Regions from separate parts of the Homo sapiens genome. Here region 1 is linked to region 2. A link is a loop called in an ENCODE intact Hi-C map of the cell type or tissue named here. Cell type or tissue: right lobe of liver. All regions are shown on one strand. Links, peaks and the distances in the headings refer to the core of each region. The heading gives the core; the rest is flanking DNA. Region 1 overlaps LOC105373578 (a long non-coding RNA gene). Region 2 has its middle 17 kb from the start of EN1.

What was found. Hi-C counts contacts between places; a loop is a spot of excess contacts. Peaks named below come from ENCODE experiments on the same cell type or tissue, not always from the same donor. Only the 100,000 strongest peaks of a DNase experiment are listed, where the experiment ranks them.
Region 1: a loop joins it to region 2, with 7 times the contacts of the local background. A loop is called at or near these places in 103 of 110 quality-filtered maps.

Annotation. Positions count from the first base shown.
Region 1 is chr2:118,215,759-118,218,681 of GRCh38, reverse strand. The region is part of intron 1 of LOC105373578 (a long non-coding RNA gene); the gene reads left to right. Among named protein-coding and RNA genes, the nearest start is that of THORLNC, 31 kb to the right of the region's middle. In right lobe of liver, for the core only: no CTCF peak of the experiment used is centred there; no DNase peak of the experiment used is centred there.
Region 2 is chr2:118,863,560-118,866,482 of GRCh38, reverse strand. No RefSeq gene overlaps it. Among named protein-coding and RNA genes, the nearest start is that of EN1, 17 kb to the right of the region's middle. In right lobe of liver, for the core only: a CTCF peak has its summit at 1,166; a DNase peak (open chromatin) is centred at 1,153.

The DNA of each region.
Region 1 (2,923 bases), core at 165-2,664, 650 kb after region 2:
GCCTGGGTGACAGAGTGAGATCCTGTCTCTAAAATATGCATATATATATATATATGTATATAATATACACACACACACACATATATATATTCACTATAAGTGCAAAAGGGTTAATTACTTTACTGTATAAAAATTCCTGGCGGGGCACGGTGGCTCACGCCTGTAATCCCAGCACTGTGGGAGGCCGAGGCGGGCGGATCATGAGGTCAGGAGATCAAGACCATCCTGCCTAACACAGTGAAACCCCGTCTCCACTAAAAAAATTACAAAAAATTAGCTGGGCATGGTGGCGGGTGCCTGTAGTCCCAGCTACTCGGGAGGCTGAGGCAGGAGAATGGCACGAACCGGGGAGGCAGAGGTTGCAGTGAGTCAAGATCGTGCCACTGCACTCCAGCCTGGGTGACAGAGCGAGACTCCATTTCAAAAAAAAAAAAAATTCCTTCGAAGCAACAAAGACATCCTAAGTGAGAAATGGACAAGAAATACAAACAGGCAAGGCACAAAAGAATATATATAATGGCCCATAAATACATGAAAAATGTGTTCCAATTCATTATTTTATTTTATTTTAAAAAGGAACAAATTACTTTAAAGATAGAGATGAGGTCTCACTATGTTGCCCAAGCTGGTCTCGAACTCCTGAGCTCAAATGATCCTCCCTCCTCAGTCTCCTGAAGTGCTGGGATTACAGGCGTGAGCCATCACACCCAGCCCCATTCATTATTAATCTAAGAAATGAAAATTAAAATAACAATAAAACATAGCAAAGATAGAAATGGTTGGTAATGCATGGTGTTGGCAAGGGAATGAGGCAATGGGTTTCCTCCTATAGGCCAGTGTCAATTATTGCGATATTTTTGGATTTCAATCATAATCAAAATCATAATAGTAGCTAACATTTATTGAGACTTTATAATGTACTAAGTTTTCCTCCAAGTGCTTTACATGTATTTAATCCCCACAACAACTTCAGAAGGCAGGAATTCGTATTATCTACATTTTTCAAATGGATAAAACATTGAAACATGTATTTAAAGCCTTCAAATTGTGCTTATTATGCCACATTAGCAACTTCTTACGCCTAAATTGTTCAAGATAAATTCAGAGAGGGCTGTCATCTTTTAAAAATTTTCTTCTTGTTCGTATATTGAATTGTCCCATAAATACAATGCTTCCAAATATTGATTCTTTCTATACCTTGGGCTCAAAGGGGTCCGAAAAATGTGAAAAAATATATAAGCCATTGACCAGCTATTCAATTTCTAGGGATGTTTACAAGGAAGTGAAAGAATATATGTCAAAATTTAGCTACAAGGACAGTCATCCCTGTGATTGCTGAAATAAGAAAATTATAGTAACTAAAATGTCCAAACAATAAGAAATTGGTTGAAGAAGTATATTCATAGGAGGCAATTGTCTGCAATCCTTTTTTAAGCTCATCAAATTGTTTTTGTTGTTGTTGTTTTTATTTATTCATCCTAGAGTCTACTTCCAGATCAAACTTTTTAATCAAACATTTATTTTGAGACATTTATAGATGCATGAGCAGTTGTAAGAAATAATACAGACAGAGCTCATGTACTCTTTACCCAGTTTCCCTCAATGGTAATATCTTGGAAAACTATAGAACAATATCACAAGATTCAGAAAGTTTCCAACACCATCAGGGTGTTTTATAAAAGGTGTTGCCTTTTTATAACCATACCCACTTGCCTCTTACTTTCTCTCTCTCCTTAACTTCTAGTGACCACTAATCTTTTTCTTCATTTCTATAATTGTATCATTTCAAGAATGTCATATAAGTGAAATTATACAGTATGCAACTCTTTGGCTTTTTTTTTTTTTTTTTTTTTTTTACTCAGCGTAATTCTCTGGATATTTATGCAGATCACTGCTTTTTATTGCTGAATAGTATTCCATGGCATGGAAGTACCACATTTGTTTAACCATTCAGCTACTGAAGGACAGCCAGATTCTATTCACTTTGAGAGCAATTACAAATAAAGCTACTATAATCATTTCTTTGCAGGATTTGTGGGAACATAGGTCTTCATTTCTCTGGGATAAATGCGCAGGAGTGAATTGCTAGGTTGTATGGTGGTTTCATGATTAGTTTTTTAGGAACAGCCAGCTTGTATCCAGAGTGGCTGTACCATTTTACATTCTCACTAGCAATATATGAATGCTCCATTTTCTCTGCATTCTCATCAGAATTTGGTGTTGACACCAATTTTTATTTCAGCTAGTCTGATAGTAGTGCTATGTCACGTGGTTTTAATTTGCATTCCTTGATGGCTAATGAAGTTGAACACCTTTAATGTTCTTTTTTGCCATCGGTATAACTTCTCTGGTGAAATGTTTTTTTATGTCTTTTGTTCATTTTCTAATTGGGTCATTTCCTTGTTGAGTTTTGAGAGTTTTTATACATTCTACATATTAGCCCTCTGTCAGATGTGTGACTTGTAAATATTTTCTTTCACTCTGTAACTTGTCTTTTTTTCTTATTAACAGAGTCACAGAACAGAAGTTTTTAATTTTGAACCACAATTTATTTTTTATTTTATGAATTAAGTTTTTGGTGTCAAGTCTAAGAGTATTTCACCTAGCCCTAGATCCAGAAAAACTATCCTGTTTTTTGTGTTTGTGTGTGTTTTTTTTTTTTTTTTTTTTTTTTTTTTTTTTGAGGCAGAGTCTTGCTCCATCACCCAGGCTGGAGCGCAATGGTGCAATCTCAGCTCACTGCAACCTCCACCTCCTGGGTTCAAGTGATTCTCCTGCCTCAGCCTCCCAAGTAGCTGGAATTACAGGCACGCATCACCACGCCCAACTAATTATTTATTTTATTTTATTTTATTTTATTTTATTTTATTTTATTTTATTTTATTAGTAGAGACAGGGTTTCACCATGTTGGCCAGGCTGATC
Region 2 (2,923 bases), core at 195-2,694:
TGTTGGTGTGTGGCTGTAGTCCCAGCTACTCCAGAGGCTGAGGCAGGAGGATCACCTGAGCCCAGGAGGTCAAGGCTGCGGTGAGCCATGATCTTGCCACTACACTCCAGCCTGAGTGACAGAGTGAGACCCTGTCTCAAAAAAACAAAGGCAAAGATATAAAATTTAGGATAGTGATTAGTTTGGGCAGAGGCAAGGGAATGGGACAGGGAAGACACGTATATACAGAAGATCCACCCACCTTGGCCTCCCAAAGTGCTTTGATTACCGGTGTGAATCACCATGCCTGGCCTTCATTGCCTTTAAAAACAGCCTTTATTACATATTGTTTACTTTTACTTGTATTGGAGTTTCATAAACATAGAATCACTGTTGTTCTAGTTCTTGAAAGTAGTTCCTAAGTATTTATGGTTTGATTTTAAACACATTCATTGGTAGGTATACATATATATCCACATACATAGATATCTCTTGTATGTGTTAAATATATTAGGTATTTTTAATTGTGATAATGCCTAATGTATGGGATTGTTGTGAGAATTAAATGAGATAATATATGCAACAATTGACAACAATTGCATTTATGAGTATTATCATCTCCTAAGAAATCATGGTTGGTCTCCAGAGACACAGATCCAATATTTAAAAAAAAGGAAAGAAATCACATTTGGCCACTTCAGCTCCATGTTTGGGTCACCTCCTGAACTGCGAGTTAGACTCGAGACTGGGCCTTTCTTGTAGGTCACCACCAATGAGGCAGTATTTGAGTCTTCTTCATCAGTGTCTCAAATTCCACCATTAGATTTATGAACTTGGGAAGCCAGAAGTGACTTTAGAGGTCATCCGCTATAACCTTGAGGAGGAGAAGCCCAGAGATGTTGAATGGTTTTCCTAAAACTACTCAGTTCTACTCAAGGTTCTTCTAACCCTCAGTCCACAGCCATTTCCCCAGTGGTTTAGGGTGACAGGCCCAATATTATAGATGTGGAAGAACTGAAATGAGATGGAGAGAAGTGAGAGGAGAAATGGAGGTTGGAAAGACAGCCTTCTACAAGTTTAGGATTTCTGATGCACTGGCCCACTCAGCAAGAGGTGGGTGACATCAGGACTGCAGAACTCAGGACCTGCACACAGCCTGTGACCGGTGTAGTATCAAGAAGTGGCCATACGATGTCACCAGAAACCAGTATTTAGAAATTAGTCAGCAGGGGCTCCCAGCCTACTCTGGGCCTTTTGGTTCCTGTCAGCAGGGGCTCCCAGCCTACTCTCGGCCTTTTGGTTCCTGTCCAGTGGAAATGAAATTTTACTGAAATTCTGAGGTGCTTCTGAGCATGTGACTAACAAGAGAAGGAAAGTAATGAGCAAGTTCTCAAAATAGTTTCAGAAGAGACAGGTAGGCCTACCTGCTCAGAGGACACTCACTGCAAAATTTTCTTCTCAGCAAAAAAGAAAGGCTGCAGGACCTCTCTAGAGCAAAGAGCTCCTTTCCAAATGGGAATGAGATACTTTGTAATCTTTTTTTCTTCTTGCTAAGCCTTTGAAATCTGGTGTGCATTTTACACTGACAACACACCTCAATGCAGACCAGCCACATCTCAAGTGCTCAACAGCCCCAGATAGTGAGGAGCCACCATCCTCAGGGGAGCAGACACAAAGCCACATCACATGGAGTCAGCTCTGAGAAGCAGTCTCCATACAGTACAAGGATATGAGCGTCCAGGAGCATCTGTTCTGAGTGGAAGGATGATTTGTCAGGCAGCGCTGACACAGCCTGGACTCCCCCAGATTCTCTGCCACCTGCTAGATAATGCCTGAAATTCTACCATCTGCTCCTTTTAGGTCTCATATCCTTTAAACCCTAAATGGGACTTACCCTTCTCTCTCTTTTTTACTCACGGGGTAGATCTGAATTTATGGAGGGATGTAGGCTACGAGGTCTGTCCTTCATGGGAAAAGTCGCAGACCAAGAGGACAGAGGATCCGCTTCTTTGACCCATTGTAGACTTGCCTGATAGCCTCCCTGACTGTGCTTGGAGGGGTACTCAGCAGCCAAGGTCACCAGGCCTCCCAGCAAACTGGCTTCCCCGGGGCCAATCGTCCGACTCTCGGAGCCCTGGAGCGCTGATTCCTTCCGCCGCTCTGGACCCGGGTTAGCCTGCTCACACTGGGAGGGGGCCTCTCATCTACACAAGCTTGAGCGGTTTCTGCTGGGCAGAAATTGGGATTGTCTCCACTTTGCCCCTGCAGGCTTAGGAAGGATTTCAGTTTGGTGGTTTCTACAGGCCTTGGACCCATTTTACTCTATGGACTTCTGATATAAACTCGGCCCCTTGTGCTATTGTGGGACCTGATGACATGCTAATATCTGGGAGAAATGATGAACATTTCAGCTCCCAGACCCCACACCAGTGCCAAAGAGCCTGCAGTGTGGAAGAGGCTGAATGTAGGGGGAGAGAGATTGGCAGCCCATGGAGGGGTAATTTTGGCAGCCCTTGGAGGGAGAGAAAGGCTCTCTACATCAGAATAGAAGCCTCACTTCCTAAACATCCTGTCGAAGTAAGAGTGTGTTCTTAAGAGAATTAACCAAAATTATTACACAAATTCTTGGGTTCCCACAGTCCATGGAAAAAACAGCAGCCAGCATGGAACTACAGATACCTAATAAGGATTGGGAGTCATCTGAGCCCCCTGATGTTGAAAATCATCAAATAAAGCTGATTTATTTGATGCAGCTCAGGGCTGCACAGGACAGCTTAAGCCTGCCCGTTCTCCCCGTTAGAAGGCTCCTCTCGGGTGAGCACAGTGGCTCACACCTGTAATCCCAACACTTTGGGAGGCCGAGGTGGGCGGATCACCTGAGGTCAGGAGTTCAAGACCAGCCTGGCCAACTTGGTGAAACCCTGTCACTACTAAAAATACAAAA